2 separate regions of the Homo sapiens genome follow, and region 2 is linked to region 1. A link is an interaction called in ENCODE POLR2A ChIA-PET data of the cell type or tissue named here. Cell type or tissue: Panc1. All regions are shown on one strand. Each heading gives the region's core, and the rest is flanking DNA. Links, peaks and the distances in the headings are about the cores only. Region 1 overlaps TACC2 (transforming acidic coiled-coil containing protein 2). Region 2 overlaps TACC2 (transforming acidic coiled-coil containing protein 2).

Evidence for each region. Peaks named below come from ENCODE experiments on the same cell type or tissue, not always from the same donor. Only the 100,000 strongest peaks of a DNase experiment are listed, where the experiment ranks them.
Region 2: POLR2A ChIA-PET joins it to region 1 with 10 read pairs; 4 of 35 experiments call an interaction of 5 or more read pairs at or near these places.

What each region holds. Positions count from the first base shown.
Region 1 is chr10:122,016,733-122,022,108 of GRCh38, reverse strand. TACC2 (transforming acidic coiled-coil containing protein 2) reads right to left here. Exons shown (of 23, transcript NM_206862.4): 2 at 95-172. The coding sequence starts at 127. Among named protein-coding and RNA genes, the nearest start is that of TACC2, 30 kb to the right of the region's middle. RefSeq lists enhancers at 1,833-2,662, 2,236-3,435. In Panc1, for the core only: no CTCF peak of the experiment used is centred there; no DNase peak of the experiment used is centred there; H3K4me3 peaks cover 1,642 bases; H3K27ac peaks cover 1,532 bases.
Region 2 is chr10:122,074,447-122,079,822 of GRCh38, reverse strand. The region is part of intron 3 of TACC2 (transforming acidic coiled-coil containing protein 2); the gene reads right to left. Among named protein-coding and RNA genes, the nearest start is that of TACC2, 88 kb to the right of the region's middle. RefSeq lists an enhancer at 2,218-2,719. In Panc1, for the core only: no CTCF peak of the experiment used is centred there; no DNase peak of the experiment used is centred there; H3K27ac peaks cover 1,070 bases.

The sequences.
Region 1 (5,376 bases), core at 166-5,165:
CTTCCTGGGTGAAGATGAGACGCTGTAAAAAGAACCTAGTCAAGGTCTGCCAAGAGCACCACGTAGCTCGAGAGAGAAGCTTCCTGACACCCACCTGGTTGTCCGAGGTGCTGTTCTCATTGCCCATGTTGATTCAGTGTTCCCAGCGTCCCCAGAATTTTGTCAGAGGTGACTGGAAGAAACAAAAGGGTATAAACGTCTGTGAAATGAAAAAAGATCTGAGGTTTTTTCTGTCTGCTCATCTCCCCAAACTCAAAAGCCAGATGATGGGAAATGTTTATCTCTACGGTCACATCATGGAAAATTACTTTTGAAGGGTTTTCTTTCGTGATCTGCCACCCAGGTTTCTTTCCCAATACGGGCTGGTGTTTTCATTCCCCACCCCGGGGTTGGCAGACACTTCTGAAAAACGGGTTTGTTACTGAGACTCTGAGCTAGTGCCAGCGTACACATATACGTATATATACAAACGGAGTGACAAAAGGGGTCCGTTTGCCAAAGGGCCTGAGGAATGCTGCTTGTCAGATTATTTTCTGTTTCTAATTGTGTTCAGTTTGGAAATTCAGAGTGTGGCTGGTTTCCCACTGTTGGTGACGGCAGAGCTCGGTGTCAGACATCAGGAGGTGTGAAATCCACTGCTCTCCAACAACATATGGTTTTTATTTTTTTACTCTAAACACTTGTTTCATCAAATCAGTTTCACTTCTGCACACACTTTTTATCAAGGCAGAATGGCTTTCTTGCTAAGGAAAATGGGAGATTGGGACCAGACGAGATCATGTAAGGCAGCATACTGCCAGGTCAACTAGAATCATTTCATGAGCTCACTTAGTGACATGGTTTATTAATGATCTTTCTTCCCCCCCGCCTTTTTTTTTTCGAGATGGAGTCTCACTCTGTCGCCCAGGCTAGAGTGCAGTGGCACGATCTCGACTCACTGCAACTTCCACCTCCTGGGTTCAAGCAATTCTCTGCCTCAGCCTCCTGAGTAGCTGGGATTACAGACGCCCGCCACCACACCTGGCTAATTTTTGTATTTTTAGTAGAGACGGGGTTTCACCATCTTGGCCAGGCTGGTCTTGAACTCCTGACCTCGTAATCCACCCACCTTGGCCTCCCAAAGTGCTGGGATTACAGGCATGAGCCACCGCGCCCGGCCTATTAATGATCATCTTAATTAGGGTGCTTCCCACACAGTTCACAGAGAAGCCCAGTACACTTATTGACCTCATCCAACTGAATTCCATAAGACGCTGTAACATATTCAGGCCTAGAGGTGTTACCTTCACTTTTTCTAGTTAGAAAAACTAAATTACAGAAAATCCTTAAGAATCATAGACTTTTAGAGCTGGAGCCGTAGAGATGACCAGTCTAACCCAGTGGGGGAACTCAGGCTGGAAAAGGTAAGGAGCTTGCCAAAGACTCAGTTTGGGGAGGCCAAAAGTTGGAAATAAACCTCAAACTCCAGCCTTCTAATTGAAGATTTCTTCATGGAAATATGGTTTTCATCATAGCGTTTCCTCGGAGAGCTTAAAATTCACCCATTGACTTGCTTATTCATTTAAGCAACACTGATTGCGTAGCCACCCTGCACTATGCGTACTGAACCATCACTGGAAAATAAAATGGAAGTGGTTCAAACAGGCCCAATTAAAATGCCTCCAAACTAAGAAAACTGAGTGACGTCACCACAGCATTCAATTCTTTCACTCCTAACCCTTCAATCAAAAGGATATGATACCTTAATCCTTTCTTGCCTTTTGCTGTAGACACACACACACACACACACACACACAATCACATGCTCAGAGAACGTAAAAATCTGCATGCATTTAAAATTAATCACTTCCATTTATTTTTTATGTTCATTTGGAAGATGATCCCTCATTAGAAAATATTGAGTGTTAGAAGAATCACTGCCTTATCAGTTATTAACTTCCTTGTATCTTCCAGGTTGAATCATAAGGTTGAATGTAATATTAATTTGTGACAATCATTAACCAAATTAAATACAATAATCTTATTAAAAATCAAGGCATCTGAACTAGCTTTTTAAACAAACAGACTAAAGAGACCGGCAAAACTCCTGGTGAGGTGTAAATTGTAAAACCGCCGAGGGAAGCCTGGCTGCGTCTGGAATCCTCTTCTAGGGAACTCTGCAACCACCACCCTCTCCGGCTTTCCCAAGACAGAACCGAAGGTGCACACATCTCTGCCTCCTACTTACATTCGGGGGTGGTCTGGACTTGGAAGCTGCGGGCGCATGGAAATTCTGCCCTTCAGCAACTGGACTTTCTCCTCCTCCGTTCAGAATTGCGCGAGTTCTAAGCAGAGGCCCTGACACACCTCAAGCAGCGCGTCTCCGCCCTCGCACTGGTGCAAGCCAGCTGCACTTCATACCTGGGCAGGAGCCGTGCAGGGCCGTCGCAATTAGACAAGCGTTCCTGCCCACAGGGAATCAGCGTTTCCCAGCCCGTCAGTTTCAGGGCCTTTCACACAGGGATTTTCCCCGTTATTACATCAGCAGGGCTCCTTTCAGAAAAGGCTTATCCAAACTAAAGCGGCCCCTGCCATCTGATTGGCCGCACCTAGCAGCTCAGAACTGTCCTTTGCAAGGAGCCTTGCGCCAGGAACCTCTCACTTCTCTCTTGCCCTTTATGCAGTCGGGCCGGGAACAAACCTTTCTTTCTAAAAATAAGCCAACTGCTCCCAGGGCTTCCTGTTTGCACCTGGGCAAATTCCGCCGTAAATAATGTGGAAACGCACATACAAAAAGAAAAAACAAAAACTTGCAAAAATGTGATGACGCGGCAGTCTGGCACCTGTTTATGGAGTGTGCAGAATGTACTTACCCAGGCGTGGCTTGAGTTTCGGCAAGTGAGGTCATAAAAAGTAGCAGGCTTGCCCAGATCGCTGATAGGCAGACTTGCCGGCCCACCCTGGATGGAGGAGGCCCTGTGGACCTCCGGTGGGGCAGAGTACCGACCCAAAGACCCTCCGGCCCCGCAGCCTCCGGCTGTCCGCAGTTCCTCCAGTTATTACCACTCAGCCATCCTTTGCATGCATGCAACCAGTTTCTATTTTTGTGTAGGGCAGAGCCTTTCAGGCAAATGGAAGCGCCTTACCCCTGCCACAAGGTAGGACCACTCCATGGAAACAAATGAGCATTTATTTCATCAAAGGCTTCCCGGAGACCAGGCATCTTACCAAGCTCAGAGGACCCTTAGGAGCTCCTTGGAGGTGGTGGAGGAAGCTAGATGAGGAGGGGGAGCTCAGTGCCCCGCTTCTGGTTGGAACAGAGCAGAAGTGTGTATGTTTCAACAGACGAATGGATAAACAAAATGCCGTCTCTCCATACAATGGAATATTCTTCAGACATGAAAAGGAATGAAGTACTGACATGCTACAACGAGGAGGAACTCCAAAAGCCTCACCCGAAGTGAAAGAAGCCAGGCACAAAAGGTCATAGATTTTACGATCCCATTGATAGGAAATAGCCAGAGTTAAGCAAATTCATAGAGCCAGAAACCAGACTGGTTGTTGTCAGGGGCTGGGGGAAGGGGAAATATCGGCTTAATGGGCACAGGATTTTTTTTTAGGGTGATGAAAATGTTTTGGAACTAAATAGAAGTGGTGGTTTCACAGCATTGTGATATACTAAATGCCACTGAATTGCTCACTTTCAAATGTTTAATTTTATATAAGGTGAATTTCACCCGAAGTTTTACAAGTGTAAATGTTTCATATATGGGGTTTCTGCATAAGACATTGTTTGAAAAAAGAATTTGCAGCCCTAAAAAAGAATGAGTTCATGTCTTTTGCAGGGACATGGATGAAGCTGGAAGCCATCATCCTCAGCAAACTAACACAGGAACAGAAAACCAAACACCGCATGTTCTCACTCATAAGTGGCAGTTGAACATTGAGAACACATGGACACAGAGAGGGGAACAACATACACCAGGGCCTGTTGGGGGATGGGGGTGAGAAGCGGGAAGTTGGAGGATGGGTCAATAGATGCAGCAAACCACCATGGCACACATATACCTATGTAACAAACCTGCACGTTCTGCACATGTATCCTGTTTTTTTTTTTAGAAGAAATAAATAAATAAAACGAATGAGGTCTACTTTTACATTAAAAAAAAAAAAAGAATTCCACTACCAGGTTAAAAAAAATGTTTGGAGGGATGAGAGACAAGACTGTTTGCCTCTTCCCCCTCAAAAAAACCACAGAAGAATTTTTCTTTTTCTTTTTCTTTTCTTTGTCTTTTTTTTTTTTTTTTTTTTGAGACAGTTTCACTCTGTCACTCAGGCTGGATGAAGTGCAGTGGCGCGATCTCGGCTCACTGAAACCTCTGCCTCTAGGGTTCAAGCGATTCTCCTGCCTCAGCCTCCCTAGTAGCTGGGACTACAGGCACCCACCACCACGCCAGACTAACTTTTGTATTTTAAGCAGAGACCGGGTTTTGCCATGTTGGCCAGGTTGGTCTCCAACTCCTAGGCTCAAGCGATCCGCCTGCCTCAGCCTCCCAAAGTGCTGGGATTACAGGCATAAGCCACTATGCCTGGCCACAGAAGAATTTTTCTAAGAAGGAGAATCTTATTAGGCAAAATGTCTTGAATGAGCCAATTGGGAATGGCGGCAAGTCTTCAACAGGCGGCAAAACACAGGGAAAGCCCTGGCAAAGGAAGGAGAAGAACTAGGGGCTACTCCTGAGGACTGGCAGGGAGGGAGGGAGAGAAGATGGCTCACCAAAACGGCGGCGGCACAGGGGACTTCGCAGGCGACGCATGTGCAATCTTCCATCTGTGTGCGCTGCTGTGATGTAAAATCCAAAAAGCACCCTCCAGAAACCACTTTCCAGAAACCACCCTCCAGAAACTGTCAACTCTGCGGCCCACACGAATGCCTGGGGTGATTGGGGCTTCTGTGAGAGCGCGAATGCTCTGAGCAGAGAGGAGAGGCTGCTCTGGTCAGCTCCGGCTGCTGTAACACCACCACAGATTCGGTGGCTTCAGCAAGTTATTGTCTCATCTTCCTGGAGGCTGGACGTTCGAGATCAAGGTTTTGGCCGGGTTGGTGTCTTCTGAGTCTTCTCTTTTTGGCTTGTGGATGGCAGTCTTCTCCCCATGTCTTCACATGGTCTTCCCTCTTTGCCCGTCTATGTCCTAATCTCTTCTTCTAAGGACAACAGTCATGTTGGATTAGGCACCCCCATAGGGCTTCATTTTACCTTAATTACCTCTTGAAAGGTCTTATCTCCAAAGGCAATCACATTCTAAGGTACTAGGGTTAGGATTTCCACATATGAATTTCGTGGGGACACAAATTAAGCATCTTATAGAAGAAGAAACTTGGAGTCGGAAGAAGCT
Region 2 (5,376 bases), core at 302-5,301, 58 kb before region 1:
TACCACCCATGCCATTTGCAGATGAGAACCCTGGAGAACAGAGGCTAAGCATGGATCTCAACATGGACATCTGATTCCACTGGACACAATCTTCTTATTCACTCTGCTATGCAGAATAAAAACTTCCAAGGAAGGCAAGAGCCTCTTCCCCCAGCCCCATTCCAGCCTCTCTGTCCTGCTCCTCACCTCTGAAGTACACGCGGCGTCATTTGACATCCCTGAAGGAGGCATGTACACAGAACCACCCCTGCACTCATCTTTATCTAATGCCTGTTCCTGCACATAGGACATGGGAATGGTGCCTGAGGACCCAAAAGAGAGCTGGCTACTGTCTCAACCAGATTTGCATTTTCTGACCCAAAAGCAGAGCTGAGTAGGCCAAAAAAGAGAAAACTCAGAGGGTAAATTATATAAAACCCTCCGATTCACAAATGGTCACGGAAGACAGATGGGCCCATGGAGAGCCCTGGCCCGAGTGGGCTGACATCTGGAAAACTACTTGGGGTTTGGATAAAGTGTCTTGGCCTGGCTTTCTGGAAAGCACCAGGTCCAGAACGAAACCCGATGCCTCCTCCCCCACCCTTCGCTGCTCAGCATCTGGACCTGGCAATTTTCCTTGTAACAAGCACTTTACATTTCATTATGTCCCACCCATTAACTGAAGTCAAACAGTTTAGTATGTGATAAGAGTAATGGTGTGTAATTCAGAAATGAAGTGCTCCTATTTATGTCGGCTTTATCAAGCTGGAAAGAAACGAAGCCACTTTCTTGTCCACGCCTCTGACAGGAACTGCCAACTTAGGAAAGGATGTGGCTTCCCTTCAGGCTGGCTGAAGTCGTTACCATCTGGAACAAGATGATAAATTATATTTTGGCATCTTGTAAACTTGTGCGGTCTTATCAGAAAGCAACCAGGAACAAATTTTCCATGGAGTATGGGACACACAACAACTCCTCCCAAATAAGAACCCAGACATTGGTTTATTTAGCATAAGCTGGGTACCAGCAATCTCTTTGATTATCCATCAGAAGTAATTTTTAAAGCCAGATTAAAGCTGCTCACCAGGAGCAGATCTGCCTAAGGGCAGGAAAAATTCTAAGAACTGATCTGTTGAGGGCTGTGCATTAGTTGAAGCTTACATAATATCCTTTTATGCTTCGAGATTGAGTTGAAATGTGTGGGATAGAGCCTCTGCTCAGAATCCGCAGGCCAGCACCCCGAATGGAAGCCTTTCACCCTCTGGGGGCACTGCCTCTGTGTGGAGGTCAGGGAGGGCCCAGGGACTAGAGCCTCCATCACAGACCAGATGTACACAGCACAGTGAAGGGAGAAGCATGGGCAGGGGCTGGCAGGGGGTCATCTGCCACAACCAAGGTCTGAGCAGATGATGGGGATGCAGATGGGTTCTTAAATGCATAGTTCTGGAAACACACACACATGCAATGCTTAAAGGGAGGAAGGAGGCCAGCTACAGAAAACACAAACATGGCCCCTGCACGACCAGGTTTTCAGGAGTCGGCAAAACCATAAAGCAAAGCCGTAAAGATAGAGAGTTGCCATGTACTAAACACTGACTCAGGCCAGACCCTCTGGGCACTTTTTTTTTTTTTTTTTTTTTTTTTTTTTGGAGATGGAGTCTCGCTCTGTCGCCCAGGCTGGAGTGCAGTGGCACAATCTCAGCTTACTGCAACCTCCACCTCCTGAGTTCAAGCAATTCTCCTGCCTCAGTCTCCCGAGTGGCCTGGACTACAGGCGTGCACCACCATGCCCGGCTAATTTTTGTATTTTTAGTAGAGATGGGATTTCACCATATTGGCCAGGCTGGTCTCTAACTCCTGACTTCAGGTGATCTGCCCGCCTCGGCCTCCCAAAGTGTTGGGATTACAGGAGTGAGCCACTGAGCCTGGCCTGGGCACTTTTCAGTTACGATTGCGCTTAATCCACACAACAGCCTGGTAGAAGGGTGGCCCCATTGTACACACAAGGACATTTTCCCGAAGAAGTTCAAGACAGGACCCAGGGTCAAAGAGCCGGTAACGCAAAGCAAGATTGAGCCCTGTGGCGCTGCCTCCCGTTGCCTTGTACTGGCTGCCTGCACCAGCCTCTCACCGAACAAGTGCAGCATTCCCTTCTCCCATCCTCTCTGGCCCCCTTCATTCTGTTCTGCCAGCTGTGGCCAGACCAACAGCTTAGAAATCAAAGTCTGCTCCTGTCACCCCACTGTGGCTTCGCTTTGCTCTCAGTTGTGGCCCCAACCTCCCTCTCCTGCCTCATTCCGCATGAAGCTCCCCAGCCATGCATCTGCCTGGAGCCTGCAGCCCTCTGCTCCCCACCAGGTTGCAGCTCCACTCTTCGCTTCTCAGGGTAGCCTCCCTGGCCTGGGCTCCCAGATCAGTTTCTTTCACAGGCCCACCTAGCGCTAGTCATGGTTCCCATCACTATGGTTGGTGACTGTTTTCCCTATTGGAGTGTAATGGAGGCCAGGTCCTAGTCTCCTTTCAATATCATATCCCTGGTGCCTGGCATATAACAAACAATAAAATGTTGTTGATATATGAATGTACGAGTGAGTGCCAGGATGGATGGCTAGAAGGATGGACAGAAACAACTGAACCCAAATCAAGGATACTAAATATACAGAGATGCACCCAAATCGTGGTTGTTTCACTAGAAGATTATGAACATTCTTTTTTTTTTTTTTTTTTTTGAGACAGAGTCTCACTCTGTCACCCAGGCTGGAGTGCAGTGGCGCAATCTCTGCTCACTGCAACCTCCGCCTCCTGGGTTCAGGCAATTCTCGTGTCTCAGCCTCCCGAGTGGCTGGGATTACAGGCCTTTGCCACCATGCCCAGCTAATTTTCATATTTTTAGTAGAGATAGGGTTTTGTTATGTTGGCCAGGCTGGTCTCGAACTCCTGAGCTCAAGTGATCCGTCCGCCTTAGCCTCCTAAAGTGCTCGGATTATAGACATGAGCCACCGCACCCGGCCCAGATCATGAACATTCTTTTCTTCCATCAAGCATAGCATTCCAGTAATTCATTAGTCCAAACCTCTCATTTTACAAATGAGGAAACTGAGGCCCAGAAAAGGCAAAGTACTTTTTTTTTTTTTAATACTTCTGTGAAACAAAGTTAAGGCAGCACTTCTCAATCACACACCTCTACACTCACTGGTAGGTCTAATGTGTCAGGGCATGCACTGCAAGTAATTTGTGACTAATTATAAAGTACTAAAGCCTGTGAATGATTTGTTATTTTCATAAATTACTATAATTCAAAAGATTAGAAGATTTCCTAACATAACATCATCACTGCTACTCGTTGCATTCCGGTGTGCCTTCTGGAAAAGGAAAGCCGGGGTAGAATGAAAGCCAGTGGGTTAGTGCAATGGATTGAATGAATGTTTTCCCCTTCAAACTCCCGCTGAAACTTAATCCCCAAACTTAATCATGTTGAAAGGTGGGGGCCTTTAAGAGGTGAAGGTGATTGGGTTGTGAAGGCCCTGCCCTCAGGAATAGGTTAATCCATTCATGGATTACTGGGTTATCATGGTGGCTTTATGCAAAGAGGAAGGGAGACTTGAGCTAGTATGCTCATTTCTTTTACCAGTGATGTCCTGCGCCACCTCATAACTCTACAGAAGCCCCACCAGCAAGAATGCCCTCACCAGGAGCAGCCCCTTGCCCTTGGACTTCTCAGCCTCCATAACCGTAAGAAATCAATGCTAGGTGCAGTGGCTCACGCCTGTAATCCCACCACTTTGGGAGGCCGAGGTGGGCGGACCACCTGAGATCAGGAGTTCAAGACCAGCCTGGCCAACATGGTGAAACCCTGTCTCTACTAAAAATAAAAAAATACAAAAATTGTGGTGGCAGGCACCTGTAATCCCAGCTACTTGGGAGGCTGAAGCAGGAGGATTGCTTGAATCCAGGAGGCGGAGGCTGCCATGAGCTGACATCATGCCACTGCACTCCAGCCTTGGGCAACAGAGCAAGACCCTGTCTCAACAATAAAAAAAAGAAATCAATTATTTTTCTTTATAAATGCTCCAGTTTCATGTATTCTGCGATAAGCAACAGAACACAGACTAAGTAAGACTGACTAGCCTCTGAGAACTGCCAACTCAAATAAATGTTAACAGAGGCAGCAGCTGTGGTGGAGATGAGAGGATTCGAGGACTGAAAGGTGATCCCCAGCTCCCCACATTCCTGCCTGGGCCCTCAAATTAGAGACTTTCCCAACACTTCTGAGTTCTCAGTGAAGTATGATGCTTCTGCCATATTCTTTGCCCCCTTATGGTCACGTCCATTGGAGGAGATTTCTCCGAGTGGTGATATGGGGAGAGCCAGCCCCCGTGAGTCCAGTTTCCCCATGGGTGGGGTTAAGGTGTTCGAGGTCCTTGAGATGAACTACCACAATGCAGCCCCTTCTCCTCTCGCAGCTATTTGCCACGTGACGAGCTCCCTGGGCCAGCCTTCCCCATCCTTCATGGCACCTGCACTGATGCAGCTTGGGACTTGGTGGGGAAGGATGGTTCGGGGGTAGGTAGGAGGATTCCGGTTTTGGCATCCTGCAGCCTAACCTTGCCATGATACTGCTGACTTTCTTTCTTTCTTTCTTTTTTTTTTTTTTTGGCAGCAAGATTTATTGTGAAGAGCGAAAGAAAAAAGCTTCCACAGCGTGGAAAGGGACCCGAGCGGGTTGCCCTATACTGTTGACTTTCTTATCTTTCTCTGACTGTGGCATCTATTTCATAATTTAGAGTCTGGTGGAAAGGGTTGCGATTAATTAGCTCCCCAAACCCCACCAACATTTAGGATGTCCAAAGTGCTCTATTTCCTCACACATTCTGAGGGCTTGTCAAGATCTGAATTGGCCCATGGGATATGTTGTGCGAATGACTTCTTCAGGAGAAGGAAGGCTGAGACCGTGCCCAAAGAAAGGAAATGAAACTCCAGAAGGTTTTCAGTCCTACCTGACATGAAATCAGAATAAAACCAGTTAATTCGGGGACCACGTAGATCTTCACAGTGACACAGATAAGCTTCTGCAGTCACCTAGTCAATTCACTGTCTTTATTCCTGTCCTCGGCTTTGCATATTTTTCTCTCCATCAATCATAAGTCTGGTAGGCAAGGTGCTGTGTGGTTGTGAATGGTCAGAATTCTCTCCAGCACTCTAATCCCTGTATTTGACCCACTCCCAACTCTCTCTTTTTTCCCTTTTCCATCCCAAGCTGAAAAGACTGCTTAAGAAACAGTCCCCTCAAGAACTTCAGTGACTGAGCCAACTCTGATAGGTCATTCTGCATCAATTATTAATGGCTAACAAAAGTTACATAGGAAATGCCCTCCATAGTTTACAACTCTATGAAGG